3 separate regions of the Homo sapiens genome follow, and all the other regions are linked to region 1. A link is an interaction called in ENCODE POLR2A ChIA-PET data of the cell type or tissue named here. Cell type or tissue: PC-9. All regions are shown on one strand. Links, peaks and the distances in the headings refer to the core of each region. The heading gives the core; the rest is flanking DNA.

What was found. ChIA-PET counts read pairs that join two places held together with the same protein. Peaks named below come from ENCODE experiments on the same cell type or tissue, not always from the same donor. Only the 100,000 strongest peaks of a DNase experiment are listed, where the experiment ranks them.
Region 2: POLR2A ChIA-PET joins it to region 1 with 8 read pairs; 4 of 35 experiments call an interaction of 5 or more read pairs at or near these places.
Region 3: POLR2A ChIA-PET joins it to region 1 with 6 read pairs; 1 of 35 experiments calls an interaction of 5 or more read pairs at or near these places.

What each region holds. Positions count from the first base shown.
Region 1 is chr17:18,264,419-18,271,066 of GRCh38, forward strand. MIEF2 (mitochondrial elongation factor 2) reads left to right here. Exons shown (of 4, transcript NM_139162.4): 4 at 1-2,134. The coding sequence ends at 346. Among named protein-coding and RNA genes, the nearest start is that of MIEF2, 7.1 kb to the left of the region's middle. RefSeq lists an enhancer at 2,885-3,478. In PC-9, for the core only: no CTCF peak of the experiment used is centred there; a DNase peak (open chromatin) is centred at 4,233; H3K27ac peaks cover 1,527 bases.
Region 2 is chr17:18,142,776-18,146,775 of GRCh38, forward strand. MYO15A (myosin XVA) reads left to right here. Exons shown (of 66, transcript NM_016239.4): 25 at 1-65; 26 at 791-844; 27 at 940-1,021; 28 at 1,095-1,225; 29 at 1,722-1,817; 30 at 3,097-3,332. LOC124904129 (small nucleolar RNA U13) reads left to right here and starts at 3,777; the gene lies at 3,777-3,876. RefSeq lists enhancers at 1-441, 442-1,406. In PC-9, for the core only: CTCF peaks have their summits at 437 (motif pointing right) and 642; no DNase peak of the experiment used is centred there.
Region 3 is chr17:17,571,888-17,578,535 of GRCh38, forward strand. It overlaps PEMT (phosphatidylethanolamine N-methyltransferase), which reads right to left. Exons shown (of 7, transcript NM_148172.3): 2 at 5,033-5,140. Among named protein-coding and RNA genes, the nearest start is that of PEMT, 16 kb to the right of the region's middle. RefSeq lists an enhancer at 4,714-5,459. In PC-9, for the core only: no CTCF peak of the experiment used is centred there; a DNase peak (open chromatin) is centred at 3,604.

The sequences.
Region 1 (6,648 bases), core at 2,552-6,551:
TAGGCTGCGAGCCCTGGACGACCATGACGCTGGGACTCGCCGGCGGCTGCTGCTGCTGCTGTGTGCTGTCTGCCGTGGTTGCTCGGCTCTGGGGCAGCTAGGCCGGGGTCACCTGACCCAGGTGGTCCTGCGTCTGGGGGAGGACAACGTGGATTGGACGGAGGAGGCCTTGGGTGAGCGCTTCCTGCAAGCCCTGGAGCTGCTCATCGGCAGCCTGGAGCAGGCCAGCCTGCCCTGCCACTTCAACCCCAGCGTGAACCTCTTCAGCAGCTTGCGTGAGGAGGAGATTGACGACATTGGCTATGCGCTATACAGTGGCCTACAGGAGCCCGAGGGGCTGCTCTAGGTGGGTGGAAACGGGTGGTTGCCATGTTTTCTAATGCTGGGGAGCTGCACCCACCTCCCTTCCAGGGATTTGAATAGTGGTTTTTCTCTAGCTTTTTGCCAGAACAAAGGAGGGTACATTACTTAAACCCAGGGCATCAGGATGTGCTTGGGCTATGGTGGCCATAAACCCTGAGCCCAGAGAGCTTGGGTCACTGTCACCTGAGTGCAGCTGGGCTGCCTCAGGCAGCTTGGAGTGCCAGCCATTCCTGCAAGCACCGTTTCAGCTCTTGGGGCCAACCCCAGGACCTTTGGCTCTGTCCATCACCAGCAACCAATCCACCAACAGAATGTGGTTTCTGCCATCCTGGGCAGAAGCTGAAGGCCAGCTTCACATTTCTGCTGAGAGAAGGTGACTTAACGCCTTTTCCGGCCCTAGCTCCAGGCGTTTTGAGGCGTCTGGTGCCTGATGGTAGGTATGGTGTGTTTGTTCTGTCCCCCAGGGGCTGGAGTCACCTGGTGCCCCTGAAGGACAGATTTTTGGCTGTTAAAGGATGGCATTTTCCTGCTGTCTTCTGTGCGTTTAGTTTTCTTGCTGAGCGGGAGCTCAGTATGACTTGCCACCCACCTGATACCTCAGGGCAAGGCCCTTTTTCCCTCCAGCCAGGTGAGTGTTTTCTTCAGGCAGCTGAGGGTCCTGGGGGAGCTGAGGCTCTGTGCTGCACCCCCAGCCCACAGCTGGGGCATCTCACTGGAGCTGTTCCAGGCCCCACTGGAGAGCAGAGGACCTGATCCCCCACTAGAGAGGTCCGGTGTGCACAGCCGGCCTCCCAGTGTGCCAAAATGAACTGCTCTCAGCTGATGGCTGTATTCTGACTTTGAAGCCTGTTAAGAGGTAGCAAGGGGGCTAGAGGAGGGAGATTCCACCTCCCCTCCCAAGTGACCCTCCTCCTGCCTCTGGTATCCTTCCTTTTGAAACGAAGCTCAGCTTCGAAGATGTGAACAAGAATAAAAGGAAAAAATTCTAATGTATATATAACTCAGGCTGGATAAGGGAGTCTTGGTGCTTTCATACGCAGCTGTTGAGGGTTTTCTGTAAGTCCTGTGGCTTGTCCTGGCACTTTGGCAAGAGTGCTTGAGGTCAATTGGAGGTGGTAGAGTTTACTTTAAAAAGTAGCATCTTGGCCGGGTGTGGTGGCTCGCATCTGTAATCCCAGCACATCGGGAGGCCGAGGCGGGCGGATCACGAGGTCAAGAGATCGAGACCATCCTGACCAACATGATGAAACCCCAACTCTACTAAAAAGACAAAAATTAGCTGGGCGTGGTGGCACGCACCTATAGTCCCAGCTACTCGGGAGGCCGAGGCAGGAGAATTGCTTGAACCCGGGAGGTAGAGGTTGCAATGAGCTGAAATTGCACCACTGCACTCCAGACTGGCGACAGAGCAAGACTCTGTCTCAAAAAAATAAATAAATAAGCATCTTGGCCCCGCGCTGTGGCTCACGCCTATAATCCCAGCACTTTGGGAAGCCGAGGCCGGTAGATCACCTGAGGTTGGGAATTCAAGACCAGGCTGACCAACGTGGAGAAACTCCATCTCTGGTAAAAATTCAAAAAAATTAGCTGGGCATGGTGGCACATGCCTGTAATCCCAGCTACTTGGGAGGCTGAGGCAGGAGAATTGCTTGAACCCGGGAGGCGGAGGTTGTGGTGAGCTGAGATCGTGCCAGTGCACTCCAGCCTAGGCAACAAGAGTGAAACTCTGTCTCAAAATAAAATAAAATAAAATAATAATAGTAATAATAAATTAGCATCTCAGTCTGTTTGGGCTGTGATAACAAAATGCCATAGACTAGGTGGCTTATAAACATCAGAAATTTATGTCTTACCATTTTGGAGGCTAGAAATCCAAGAGTGAGTCACAGATTCCATGTTTGGTTGAGAGCCCACATCCTGGTTCATAGGTGTCCCCATCTAGCTGTCCTCATGTGGAGGAAGGGGGGAAATGCTCTCCTAGGGTCTCTTATAAGGAAACTAAGCCCACCCATGGGGTGGGGGCCCACATTCATGATCGAATCACTTCCCAAAGACCCCATCTCCTGTTAGCAGTGCCTTGGGGGTTAGGATTTCAGCATACAAGTTGAAGGGGACACAGACTTTCTGTCCGTGACAAGTAAGGTAAGTGGAAGGAAAAGATGAAAAGCTTGGTGTTGCTTTAGTAATGGGAACCAGCCAGTTTGGGATGTTTCTTCCCGCAAGGCTGAACTGCTGAGCCCTGCACCATACTTTCTGTAATTAGTGGGCTGTTGACAGCCCTTCAGCCATGCTCATCATTTTTTAGAAACCTGTGTTTTTTTTCTTTTGAGAGTGAGTATCACTCTGTCGCCCAGGCTGGAGTGCAGTGGTGCGATCTCGGCTCACTGCAACCTCTGCCTCCCGGGTTAAAGCAATTCTTCTGCCTCAGCCTCCCGAGTAGCTGGGACTACAAGTGCGCGCTACCACGCTCGGCTAATTTTTGTATTTTTAGTAGAGATGGATTTTCACCATGTTGGCCAGGATGGTCTTGATCTCTTGACCTTGTGATCTGCCTGCCTTGGCCTCCCAAAGTGCTGGGATTACAGGCATGGGCCACCGCACCCGGCCAGAAATGTGTGTTCTCTACCTCCCTTGCACCTCTTTGTGGCTGCACAAGTGGGGAGGAAACTTGCCCCGCCTTGTGCAGGTGAGAGGCCAGGGCATCTTAACCCTCTCACCCGCAAGAGCCAAAGCCAGGGCTCACTTCCTATCACCAGATGACACATGTGGGCTGGGGAGGGCTCTGGTCTGCGTGCAGGGCTGCTTCCAGCCTAGCTGTGCCACTCGCACCCTGCTGGTCCTTCCCCGACTTACGTCCTGAGGGGACTCCCCTACCCCTTCCAGCTGTGACTGCAGGACCCAAGGGAAGCAGGACTGTGCCAAGCAAATGGAATAGTGGTGTAGGCCTCTAGGTGTTGGGTGTAGGGCAAGAGGCGGGCACGAGGGCTCCTTGTAGAGGATATTATAAGGGTCCAAGGTGGGAGACACTTGGCTGAGGTCCATTCCAATCACTTGGCTGAGGTCCATTCCAATCACTTGATGCCTTGATGCTGGAGAGCTTTGAGCAGTTTCCTTGGCGGTGTTGGGGCAGCAAGGGAACAGTCTGGGGCAGAGCCTGTGCCTCAGTCTTCTCATCTCTTAACTGGGGAGGGTCATGTAATACCCAACCCCAGGTGCTTGTGACGATTAACTGGGGTGGGCAGTGCTTAACATAATGCCTGGGAACGAGGACTGGTGGGCCTAGCTGTGCCCCACCCTCCAGCCACATCCAAGCCCCAGCACAGCAAGGTGCTCCCAGATGCCACTCCAGCCCCTGGTCAGAGCGCAGCTGTCCAGGAAGCAAGCTCAGTCTAGAGTGCCACTCCTTCGACGACCAGACCCCAACACAAGCCTGATGTAGAAGCCACTTGCTTCAGGTAGCTCTAAATGTACTGTCTCATACCATGGCTTAAAAAAAAAAAATCCAGGATGAGTTAAAAGTGTTCGTGGTTTCATCACCTAGCCAAGGTTAATGTCTGGGTCTTCCGTTTCTAGCCAGAGAACTGGAAACAAATCACTGTTTTGCTAGGAGCTTTGCATGACCTCACGCCCTAGGCTGCCGGGTCCTGGGCTGTCCTGATGGGCTGTGAAATCCCACCCACTCCCAGGGCTGCCGGGTCCTGGGCTGTCCTGATGGGCTGTGAAATCCCACCCACTCCCCTCCCCGCGAGGCAAGGACAGCCTCTGCCCTGCCTGCCTGGGAGCACGGTATGGGCTTGCCTAGGCCTCAGTGTCTTAACACTGTGGTGACTCAAATTCCTTGTTTTACCTTCACCAAGTAACCCAGAGCCAGGATCCTTGATGACTCTGGTAAGGCAGTGACTACCCCTGCTCAGAATGCAAGGGTCGCTAGGGAAGATTTTAGAAAAAAAAAAAGGACTCCAAAAATGGAGAATCTAAATGTAGTCCTTTGAAAATGTCACCCATAGATCCTCTACCACTAACTGTAATAAATTTGACCAAATAGCATTTCCTTTTTGTAAATCCACTTGTACGCACTTCTCTTCAGGAATACTTAGCTGTGGGATTGTCCTCAAAGGGGGACCATTTATTCCCGTAGAGCTGACCTGTTCAGCTCGTTTCCGTATCTGCTAATATTTAAAAAAGCAAACAAAAAAACAGGCCAGGTACAGTGGCTTATGCTTGTAATCCCAGCGTTTTGGAGGTTGAAGCGGGAGGACTGCCTGAGGCCAGGGGTTCGAGACCAGCAGGGGCAACATAGACCTCATCTCTACAAAAAATAATTAGCCAGGTGTGGTATATACCTATGGGCCCAGCTATTCAGGAGGCTGAGGTGGGAGGATGGCTTGAGTCTAGCAGGGCGAGGCTGCAGTGAGCCATGATTACCCCTGGGATTACAAGCTGGTCTCAAACTCCTGGCTTCAAGCAGTCCTCCCAGCTCGGCCACCCTAAGTACTGGGATTATAGGCGTGAGCCACTGTGTGTAGCCAACATTTGCTTTTTTTTTTTTTTTGAAACGGAGTCTTGCTCTGTCACTCAGACTGGAGTACAGTGGCCCAATCTCTGTTCACTATAATCTCCACCTCCCTGGTTCAAGCAATTCTCCTGCCTCTCAGCCTCTTGGGTAGCCGGGTTTGCAGGCATGCACCACCACACTCGGCTGATTTTTGCATTTTTAGTAGAGACGGTTTCGCCATGTTGCCTGGGCTGGTCTCGAACTCCTGACCTCAAATGATCTGCCTGCCTCAGCCTCCCGAAGTGTTGGGATTACAGGTGTCAGCCACTTGTGCCCGGCCAACATTTGCGTTTTTAATGACACTTTTCTTTTGTAATCAGGATATATATATAATCTTAATTCCTTGAGAAAGCTAAGGTTGTAGTGGAGAAAACCCAGGTGTGTTCCAAAGACAAACACCGGTGACTCTGGTGACCTGCACTGGGTCATCTCTGCATTGCTTGCCGAATTCCTGAGACGATAAGACCAATCAGTTCAGTGGGCTGCGGCCTCTGGCAGGCAGGGAGGCCACTGGGGCTCGCTTGCGTGGGTTTCAGAAGGAACCTTTCAGGTTCAGACTGCAGGCCAGACCCTGACTCTATATTAGTGTTTTCCAGAGGGACAGAACCAATAGGCTGTATGTAATATATAGAAAGCGAGTTAATTAGGGAGAAGTGGCTCACAGGATTACAAGGTGAAGTCCCAGAATAGGCCATCTACAAGCTGTGGAAAGAAGCCGGTAGCATAGCTGAGTCCAAGTCCAAAAGCCTCAAAACCAGAAAGCCCACAGTGCAGCCTTCAGTCTGTGGCAGAAGGCTCCAGGAAGCTGCTGGTGCAAGTCCCAGAGTCCAAATGCCGAAGAACCTGGAGTCTGATGTCCAACAGCAGAGAAGAGGAAGCAAGCATCTGGCACGGAAGAGGGAGAGGGCTGGAGAAGACTCAGCAAGGTGCTCATCCCCCTTCTTCCACCTGTTGTTCTGGCCGTGCTGGCAGCTGATTGGATGGTACCCACCCACATTGAGGGTAGGTCTTCCTTTCTCAGTCCACCGAGTCATGTCACTCTCCTCTGGCAACACCCTTACAGACACCCAGAAAAAATACCAGCCATCTCGGCATCCCTTAATCTAGTGAAGTTGACACCTAACATTAACCACTGCACCAACACCACCTGTGTGTGAGCTGGTGGTCTAAGGTGGGGATGGGGTGCACAGATCTGTCCCTGGTAGGGACGGTCAACAGGTGAGTGGCAACACCCTGGTGAGCATATTGAGCTGGGGCCACCTGTGTTCCAGTCCAAGAAACCTGGAGATCCAGCTGAATGTGAACATCCCAGGTCTTCGGCCGGATTCTATAAGAGGCAGGTGGTGAATTCATCCCAAAGGGCAGTGGGGTCTCTGCCCAGTGTCTCAAAAGCCAGTGCCTCCAGGTGCGGGCCCCAGCGCTGTTGGGCACATTGAGCCTGGCTCTGGGGAGTGGGGGAGCCGGATGTTGGTGACAAGGCTTATTTTTAATTCTGGATGCTCTAAGTATCCGGGGTGGGATCAGGCAGAGACTCCTCAACTGCTACAAGTTGTGTGGGGTGGTCTCGTTTCCTCTGCTGTTAAGTGCAAGCAATCACCTGGGGAAGCATGTGCAGGACGTCAGCCAGGCTTCTTTGCCAAGATGGCAGGGAAGCCTCCAGTTACCCCATGGGCTCTCAGCATTGGTGTGGAGAGCAGGGAGGGGCTTTTTACAAAACTCTGATGGGGCTT
Region 2 (4,000 bases), core at 1-4,000, 120 kb before region 1:
GGAGGAGTCTGGTGAAGTTCCGGTCCCTGGTACACGCATACGTGAGCCGCCGACGCTATCTCAAGGTATAGGCCCTACCCTATCTGGGTCCAAGGGGACAGCAGAGAAGGGGAAAGGGCACTTAGCACCCAAGAGGAGACTACTGGCCTCAGGCAGTCTTGGGTTCAAATTCTGCCTCTGCCACCCACTAGCTCTTTAACTTTGGCCATTGTCTATCCTCGATTTTCCCATCTACCCCTTGGGATTGTGGAGAGGGTTAAATGAGATGTTGCATTGAAGGATTTGGCCTGGTGCTGGGTTCACAGTGGGGTCTTCGGGAATTGAGGGCCATTAGAATTTGGTGACCTGAATGTCACTGGGTATGGTTTTGCTCTTACCTTCATGTCTTGACCCACTGTCATGCAAACTAGCCACCAGAAAGACAAATGCAGTTCCCAAAGCAATGAAGCAGTAGGTAGCCTTTACTGAAGGTGGCGCTACAGAGGAGGGCTTCCCATGACACAGTGCTCAGCCACCTCCCAGAAATCCTCCTTGTGTGTCTCTTTCCCCAGCGTTTTTCTCCCTCCGCTTGCCTCTGTTTCTCTCTTGCTCTCTCCTTTTCCCTCCCCTTTTCTCTGGCCAACCTCAGCCTCCCGCCCCACCTGTGGAGTGGGGCAGTCACCTCCACACAACAGGCAAGCTGCCCCCCTTGCTTGAGTGTGGCCGCCTTGCGTAAGCTGGCCTGGCCTGCCTGGGTGCCGGTCGTCACCTCTGCCTGCCACTCCCCAACCTGACATCTTCTCTTCTGAAGCTGAGGGCAGAGTGGAGGTGCCAGGTGGAGGGGGCGCTGCTGTGGGAGCAGGAGGTGGGTGTGGGTCTGGGTGGCAGCAGGGCCAAGGAGGGAGGCTGGCAGGTGGGGATGTGGCAGGCCTGTCCCTGTCCCATGCACTGTCCCTCTAGGAGCTGAGCAAGCGGGAGGTAGTCGCTGTGGGGCACCTGGAGGTACCGGCTGAGCTGGCTGGGCTCTTGCAAGCAGTGGCAGGTGGGTCAGCACCAGGCGGGGGGAGGGCCCAGGCAGATCAGAGCAGGCACCGCATTCCCTCCTCTTTCCACAGGCCTCGGGCTGGCCCAGGTGCCTCAGGTGGCCCCTGTGAGGACTCCTCGACTCCAGGCTGAGCCCCGTGTCACACTGCCCCTGGACATCAACAACTATCCTATGGCCAAGTTTGTCCAGTGCCACTTCAAGGTAAGGGCTAGCTGAAGTCCAAGGCTCCCTGGCTGATAGGCGCTGACCAATTAGAATGGACATTGTCCTTGCCCTGGGGCAGGCTCCTGGCTGTGCCCTGTGGTGTTGGGTATGAGCCTTTTAGTTGCTGGATCATAGGGAATCTGGGAGATCCCTGAGGTCTGGATAGCAGTGGAGAGCCCTCAGGGGCTCGGGCAGGGCTGTTTACCACCAACCAGTCTGGAAATATTTCAGAAATTGAACAACTGGTGGAGCCATAGCATGTCAGCCCAGCTCTGATTTCCTCCCCTTGAGATGAAGGTTTATCCTGTCCCTACCACCGACTTGCTGAGGGCCACTGTGGTGGCCCCTCACCAGCCTCAGTTTCCCCATCCATACACTGAGGACCAAAGCCCCTGCCTCATAGGCCTTGGAGCCCCATGTGGCACAGAGCAGTGGGTCCAGATGTGCCTGTCAGTCCAGCTCTGTCTGCTCATGTGCCTGCCCTGTGTCTTAGGAACCTGCCTTTGGGATGCTGACAGTGCCCCTGAGGACACCCCTCACGCAGCTGCCAGCCGAGCACCATGCAGAAGCCGTGAGCATCTTCAAGCTGGTATGGGGTCTGCCCCAGCCCACCTTCTAATTCTTAGCCCCTGGCCCTGAAACTGGGCCATGAGGCTCCCAGTCTTCCCAGCCCTCCCCAAGCCCAACCCATGAGCCCCACACCTCTTCCCCAAAGGACAGACTTTTATGTCAGAGGGGGAAATCTGGCTTCCTCTCTGAGGACTGGTGGCTTTTCTTCTCCCAGCCATCTTCCTGGCAAAAAAAAAAAAAAAAAAATTCTGCCTTGGAGCCTCTCAAGGACACCAAGAAGAGACCCAGATCTCCTTAAGGACTTCTCAGTCTGAAGGGGGAGGCAGAGTTGACCCAGCCAGTGACCACCAGTATGGACAGAGGGAAGCACCAAGTCTGGGGAGTCTGATGGGGCCACTAATTCAGCCCTGGGCAGGGCCAGAGAGGGCTTCCTGGAGGAGAAGGCATTTGAGCTGGAGGGGAATTTGCCAGGCAGGGAGAGTGGAGAAAGTACACAGAGAAGAGGAAATTGGTGTGGTCAGAACAGAGTCAAGAGGGCAAGGGTGAGACTGGCCAGTGAGGCCTTGATTACAGTACCCAGAGCTTAGATTTCATCCCAAGGCACCTAGGGAGCCAAGGCAGGTGCTTCCATGGGAGGGTTGTGGTCATATCTGAATGTTAAAAAGAACCCTCTGCGGCCTAGATAGAGCAGGAGGTGGGGGCTGGCTGGAGGGCCAGGGGTGCAGGGAGGGGGCTAGGGCTGCATGGGGAGCTCTAGAAGGTTCATGAACAGGAAAGATGACACATACTTTGGATCTTTAGTTTTCCCATAGTTGAGGTAAACTGCCTGGTCATTCGGCATAGAATATGGCAGTTGTAGGCCAAGCACGGTGGCGCACACTTGTAATCCCAGCACTTTGGGAGGCCAAGGCAGGCAGATCCCTTGAGTCCAGGAGTTTGAGACCAGCCTGGGCAACATGGTGAAACGCTGTCTCTACTAAAAATACAAAAATTAGCTGGGTGTGGCTGCATGTGCCTGTAATCCTAGCTACCTGAGGGGCTGAGGTGGGAGGATCACTTAGGCCCGGGGAAGTTGAGGCTGCAGTGAGCTGAGATCCCACCACTGCACTCCAGTCTGGGTGACAGAGACTCCATCTCAAAAAAATATTCTATATATATAGCAGTTATATTGTAATATAAGGGACATTTATATGGGCAGGGGCACACATGGGAGGGACATGAGAGGGATGCATGTTGTGGGGTGGGGACTGGAAGGAACAACTTTCTGAGATGCCCAGGAGACTCTGTTCGTGGCCCAGATCCTGCGCTTCATGGGCGACCCCCACCTGCATGGTGCCCGGGAGAACATCTTCGGGAACTACATCGTGCAGAAGGGGCTGGCGGTGCCTGAGCTGCGGGATGAGATCCTGGCACAGCTGGCCAATCAGGTGTGGCACAATCACAATGCCCACAATGCTGAGCGGGGCTGGCTGCTGCTGGCCGCCTGCCTCAGTGGCTTTGCACCTTCCCCGTGCTTCAACAAGTACCTTCTCAAGTGAGTGGGACTGGATAGGGGCTGGGACACGAGGGACGGTGGCACCAGCAGTGGAGCCCAAGGCAGGGTCTTAAAGGTCAGGCCAGGAGTCAGATCTCTATGCTGGGAAGCTCAGGCATGGAGGCTGGCCAGGGCTGCTCTGCATTTCTACTGGGCTCAGAGCAAGAAAGGAGGGCAGGCCTTCACTGCAGGGGCTAGGAGTTAGGTCAGACTGGATGAGGGACTTCCAGAACTCAGAGTGGGACAAGACCAGCATGTGGAGAATTTGGAAAAGAGCATTGACCTCTCACAGCATGAGAGTTTAATGGGGTGGTTAGGAGCATGGATACGGGACTCAGACAATCAGGGTTCAAATCCCAGCTCAGCCATATATGAGCTGTGTGACCTTGGGTAAGTTACTTAACCTCTCTGGGCTTTAGTTTCCTTACATATCAAATGGGGGTTATTCTTTTATAGTTTATAAGTGTGATGATTGAGTTTTCATGCTCAGGCATGAGATGTGTCACCCTCAAACCTTGCTAAAACATCAGCACAAGACCAGACGCAGTGGCTCAGGCCTGTAATCCCAGCACTTTGGGAGGCCAAGATGGGAGGATCGCTTGAGCCCAGGAGTTGAAGACCAGCCTGGACAATGTATTGAGACCTTGTCTCTGCAAAAAATTTAAAAA
Region 3 (6,648 bases), core at 1,261-5,260, 690 kb before region 1:
GACATTTCACCACGTTGCCCGGGCTGGTTTCGAACTCCTGGGCTCAAGCGATCCGCCTGCCTTGGCCTCCCAAAGTGCTTGGGATTATAGGCGTGAGCCACCATGCCTGGCCTTCTCACACTGTCTGGAGCCCAAGGACATCCGTGTCTGACACAGGCAAAACCGAGCTCTTCCTCCACAAGCCTCTCCTCCCACGGTTGCCCCAGGGCAGCCAACGGCCTTGCCTCCCACGGGTCACTCAGGCCCAACCATGGGCTGGCCAAGCCACCTCTCTCAGCTCTCCCTGATCACTGCTCCCACCTCCGCCAGTCCCACTGTGGTCAAGCTGCCATCTGGGGCCTGCTGGCCTCTCAGCTCCACCTTTGTCTCTTCTCCTCTGTCCTTGGTGCAGTGACCTTGAAACTCTGACTCAGATCATGCCACCTCTGCAATGGCTCCCAGCTCAGAGTCCAGGGAATGTCTCTCCCCATGGCCCGCAAGGCCTGCACCACCGTCCCCAGCCACCTCTCCGTCCTGCTCCTCCATTCTCCCTCTGCCTGGCTCCAGCGGCAGCTGTCCCTTAAAACCTCCGAGGACACTCAAGAGTGCCCCAGGACTTTTGCACTTGTGTTTTCCTGACAGAATGCTCTTCCCCAGACACCTGAGGGCCCTCCTGCATGAGAATCAGGTTTCTGGTGAAAGGACACCCATCAGAGAGGCCTTCCCTGACCACCACCCCTGTCTGTCCCTCCCCTTGCCTGCTGTGTCACCGGCAGTGCTATACATTCATTCACCACTGAAGCTGCTGCGTGAGGGCCAGGGGCCGGGATGGTGCCCAGCGCACAGTAGATGCTCAATAAACATTTGAAGAATGTATGAATGAACCTCTTCAAGCTTCAGTCTCCAAAGGGGATATTAACAGCATTTGCTGTGAAGATTCATTGAAATACTGCATGACATGCACTGGGCACAACACCTGAGCATGAGTCCCGCCACCACCAGCCAGCCCTCCGCAGCAACTGCAGATAAAAATATTCAAGAGCCAGGCGTGGTGGCTCATGCCTGTAATCCCAGCACTTTGGGAGGCCAACGCGGGCAGATCACCTGAGGTCAGGAGTTCGACACCAGCCTTGCCAACATGGTGAAACCCTGTCTCTACTAAAAATACAAAAATTAGTCAGGCACAGTGGTGCATGCCTGTAATCCCAGCTACTCAGGAGGCTGAGGCAGGAGAACCACTTGAACCTGGGAGGTGGAGGTTGCAGTGAGTCGAGATCGTGCCACTGCACTCCAGCCTGGGCAACAGAGCAAGACTCTGTCTCAAAAAGAAAAAAAAGGCCTGGCGCGGTGGCTCATGCCTATAATCCCAGCACTTTGGGAGGCCGAGTCAGGTGGATCACAAGGCCTGGCCAAGATGGTGAAACCCCATCTCTACTAAAACTACAAAAAAGTTAGCTGGGCTTGGTGGCAGGTCCCCGTAATCCCAGCTACTTGGGAGGCTGAGGCAGGGGAATCGCTTGAACCTGAGAGGCAGAGGTTGCAGTAAGCCAAGATCATGCCACTGCACTCCAGCCTGGGAAACAGAGTGAGATGCTGTCTCAAAAAAAAAAAAAAAGAAAAATTCAGGAAAAAAATAAAAACAAAAAGTAATAACATAAAAAATAATACAGTGTAACTACCCAGCATGTACACTGTCTTGGGTATGATAAGTAATCTAGAGATGATGTAAAGTATATGGGAGGGTGGGCATACGTTATACTCGAATACAACATTGTTTCCCATCAGGGACCTGAGCATCTGCCGATTTTGGTATCCACGGGGAACTGGAACCAATCTCCTATGGATACCCAGGGACAACTGCATTGATAACTATTAAGTTATTTAAGTGCTTCCCTGGTTGTGGCCTGTTGGCCTGTCTTTGTTTTTGTTTTTTAAGACAGGGTCTTGCTCTGTTGCCCAGGCTGGAGTGCAGTAGTGTGATCACAGCTCACTGCAGCCTCGACCTCCTGGGTTCAAGTGATTCTCCTACCTCAGCCAACCCAGTAGCTGGGACTACAGGTGCACACCACCACACACGGCTAATTTTTGTATTTTTTGTAGTGGCAGGGTTTTGCCATGTTCCCCAGGATGGTCTCCAACTCCTTGGCTCAACTGATCCACCCACTGGGCTTCTGGCATCACAGAGCTGGGCCTCGTCATCCCATTCCAGATGCCGTCCGGATACTCTCCCCGGCAGCAGCCCACGGAACTGCAACATGTTTCTTAACTTTTCTCCTTTTGAAACCACTTTGAAGAGCTCACTCCCTCTCCCACCAATGACCACAAACTGTTCCAGTGAAAAACTATCTCAAAATGAGACTAATCAAAAGCTTATGACCAAAAAAAAAAAAAAAAAAAAACCGTATGCCAAACACACAGACACATGCTGTCTTCCAAATCTTACTGCATCTTTTTTTTTTTTTTTTTTTTTAAAGACAGAGTCTCACTCTGTTACCCAGGCTGGAGTACAGTGGTGCCATCTCGGCTCACTGCAACCTCCGCCTCCTGGGTTCAAGAGATTCTCCTGCCCCAGCCTCCCGAGTAGCTGGGACTACAGGCGTACACCATCACATCCGGCTAAATTTTTGTATTTTTAGTAGAGATGAGGTTTCACTATGTTGGCCAGGCTGGTCTCGAACTCCTGACCTCAGGTGATCCACCCACCTCAGCCTCCCAAAGTGCTGGGATTACAGGCGTGGGCCACCGCGCCCGGCCAAATCTTACTGCATCTTAACCACTCTGCCATTCATGAGCCACTGAGAACCTTCACAATGAACTTCACTTTAAAAACACACTGTTGGCTAGGCTAGTGGGAAGTGACCTGAGGGGGCTTGTGCATAAATAAAAGCGTCCTCAGGACCTGCTATGCATTCAGCCAGCCAAGCTCCCAGTGCTGGGAGACCCATATGTACCTCAATGACTGCTGGTCAACGTCAGGCCTGCAGGAAGCCAGAGGGCAGGGACCTCCTCCGGCTGTAAGAGCCCAACATCTCCCTCAGAGAAGGACTGTGGACAGCCAAGAGCGTGGCACACCCAACACTCCAAAGGTTAGGCCCACAACGTCTTCCAGCAGGGGTCTTTGGCTTTTTAAATACCCTGGCCTCGCTTCCTGTGGCTGCTGTAACAAATGACTGCCAACTTAGGGGCTGAAAACAACAGCAATCCCCAATCAGTTACCACTGGGCCAAAATCAAGGTGCCGACTGGGCTGTGCTTCCACCAGAGGCTCTGGGGGAGACTCCATTTTTTGCTTCTTCCAGCTTCTGGTGGGCCTGGCCTTCCTTGGCTAGTGGCTTGGTCACTCCAGCCTCTGCCTCCATGGTGACAAGAGACACTCCTGTGTTTCAATGTCCCTGTGCCACTCCATTGTTAAAAGGACACACACAATGGCACTTAGGGCCCACCTGGGTAACTCAGGGCCATCTCCCCAGCTCAAGCTCCTTGACTTCATCACGTCTGCAAAGATCCTTGTGTGTGTGCCATATAAGAGACCTTCACAGGATGTGGACGTCTTTGCAGGACCATTTTTCAGCCTCCAAACACCCTCCTCACCCTTCACCACCTCATATCTCTGGCATGCTGGGTGTGTGCAAAGGTGAAAGGAGAGAGGAAGCATGCAGGCCAGGCAGTGGGAGGAAACGCCAGGATGGCCAGGCACTTCGGCTGCAGCCCTGGCTCCAGAGGCCCATGTCAGGAGGCTGGGGCCAGCTGGGGACGGTGTGGCTGAGAGTACAGGTGCTCCCCAGCCCAGCCAAGGCTTCTCAGGAGAAAGGGGTGTCCGGGAGGCCTGTGTTTGGCTACACCAAGCTCGCCAGTCTCACTCCCACCTCTGGACCTCCCCTCGAAGCCCCTCCCTTGTGGGCCGCCAGAGCATCCATCCTCGGAGTGTGTCCAGCATGTTCAGGACAGCAGGAACAGGGCATTCTTTGGAATGCACTGTCTTTGACATGAGCAGGCTGGCCCCCACCCACTTCTCTCACCAGATGGAGAAAAATCTCAAGTCATAAACTAAATGAAAAACATGTCCTGTTCTGCCCTGGGATCAAGGGTTCACCTTAAATGAAAACTGTCTGGAACAATGTGCTGCTGACGCTGATCTTGGCCTTACTCTGCAGATTAGCCTCGGGGGTGATCACAGGACGCTCAGGGCTCTGCATCAGCAAGCCCAACCCCCGCTGAGCCCCAGGACCACCCACTCCCCCAGCAGGATCCCCGGGAAGCAGCCCAGAAGCACCCCCCAGAGACAGCCTTGGGAGAGCGGGCCAGGAACCCCAAGAGCTTCACCCCACAGTCTGGGAGGTGTGGGAGGCATCTCAGAAAGGCTGCAGAAGGAACTGACGGCCCTCCCCTCCCACACTTTCCTCGAAGGGCCCAGAGCCCACTTCCCATGCAGTCCACCCACCCCTCGGTGCTGGTGCCCGGGCACCCAAACATCCCCTGGCACCCATCACGAGCTGGTGCCACGCTGGTGGCTTCCTTTCAACTCATGCCGGCTTGCTCCTGCCACCCAGCTCGCCTAGGTCCGGAATGCGCAGGCCGTTTTGCAGGAAGCCTCATGTGGGAAAAATAACCATGTTTGTGGAACACACGAGGGGTGGGAGATTCACAAGCAAGTGGCTTTACTGTGTGACATGGCAGAGAGGGAAGAGAGCCCCTACTTCCTGGGCAACCCACTTCATGCATGAGAAGGCCACCAGACTGCCAGGCACATGTGACCAATGGCAGCCCCACCATGGCAGCGTTCTCCTGCAGGTTCTTGTGAGGGTAGGAGGGCCACCCCTACAGTCCTGGACCATCCTGACGCCAGCCTGGGCAGCCCAATGGCTGCTGGATCCCCAAGGCAAGACGGCAGGAAGCGCCTAGTACTCCACACCAGCCAGCGACAGACACGGGAGGGAAGAGCAGAGCTGTCTGTCTGTCTGGCCAGCCAGCAGCAACCACCGCGATCCCCTGCATGTGGGGCTCACCAAGCAGTGAGATACTCCCGTCTGGACAGTGTCAGGCACATCACTTACCACATTCCAGTAGAGCGGATTGAAGGTGATGGTGATGACGGCAGCCACAAAGCTGGGATCCAGGGGGTCCACGTAGCCCAGCAGCCGGGTCATAACGCAGAAGTCTGCCTGCAGGGACAGAGCTAGCATCAGCACCACCCAGACACAGCAGGGCCTGTGAGCCCCCAGGAGTCGGAGAAAAAGTTACCCTCTGGGAACACACTGGGAGGCCTGGGAACATCCAAGTCCGGCAAAGGTTACTACAGTGTAGTCTCATAAAAGGGAAGATAAAAAGCTGAAACCTAATGAGCTGTGTCATGTCCTGGGAGGGCGGCCGCAGAAATGTGCCTGGATGCCAGATGAGGAAATCAGCACCTCTGAAGAGGGGTGCCTGGCACCCTGAAGGGAGGTGACACCAACCCTGGTGTGACCGAGACCCTCCTGGATGAGGGTTCTCAGAGGCCCCAGAGGAAACCCAAGCAGCTGAGATAAATGTGAAGAGATGCTCAACCTACCAGGAATCAGGTAAAAGCAAATTAAAACAATAGTGGTGTGCCTCTCCTCGCCCACACTCGACAGGGGACAATCTTGAGTGCACACGAGGGTGTGAGTGGGGCGGGGTAAACTGAAAAAGTGTGTGCCCACATCCCGGCCACGCCACCCGCATACGGGGGGCACGTGGACACTGCCCCCGCCCCGCCATCATCTTGCATGAAAACGTCAGGAACAATGACAAACAACTTAGGTGTCCAGCAACCAAAGAAATGAAGAAAAAAAAAAAAAACCCACGGCCCATTCCTACAGCAGCTAAACTACAGCAGTTAAAAGCACTAGGTCGGCCGGGCGCGGTGGCTCATGCCTGTAATCCCAGCACTTTGGGAGGCCGAGGCGGGCGGATCACGAGGTCAGGAGATCAAGACCATCCTGGCTAACACGGTGAAACCCCATCTCTACTAAAAATACAAAAAATTAGCCGGGCATGGTGGCGGGCGCCTGTAGTCCCAGCTACTCAGGAGACTGAGGCAGGAGAATGGCATGAACCTGGGAGGCGGAGCTTGCAGTGAGCAGAGATCGCGCCACTGCACTCCAGCCTGGGCAACAGAGTGAGACTCCGTCTCAAAAAAAAAAAAAAAAAAGCACGAGGTCTACACACAGCACTGTGAAACGTTCTGAAACACACGGCTGAGTAGAAGAGCAGGCTGCATGATTCAGCACCTAGACAGAAATTTCTAGAAAACAACATAAAATATAGTATCAAATATTCAGATTTTACAATTTTTTTTTTTTTTGAGACAGAGTCTCCCTCTGCCACCCAGGCTGGAATGCAGTGGCGCGTTCATAGCTCACTGCAACCTTGAACTCCTGGGCTCACTTTGGGAGGCCAAGGTGGGAGAATCACTTGAGGCCAGGAGTTTGAGACCAGTCTAGGCAACATAGTGAGACCCTGTCTCTACAAAAATGTAAAAACTAGCTGGGCGTAGTTCCAGTTACTTGGGAGGCCAAGGCAAGAGGATCGCTTGAGCCCAGGTGTTCGAGGCTGTAGTGAGCTGTGATCGTGCCACTTGCACTCCAGCCTGGGCAACCCTGTCTCAAAAAATAAACAATTAATTAATTTAAAAATAAATTAAAATAAAAAA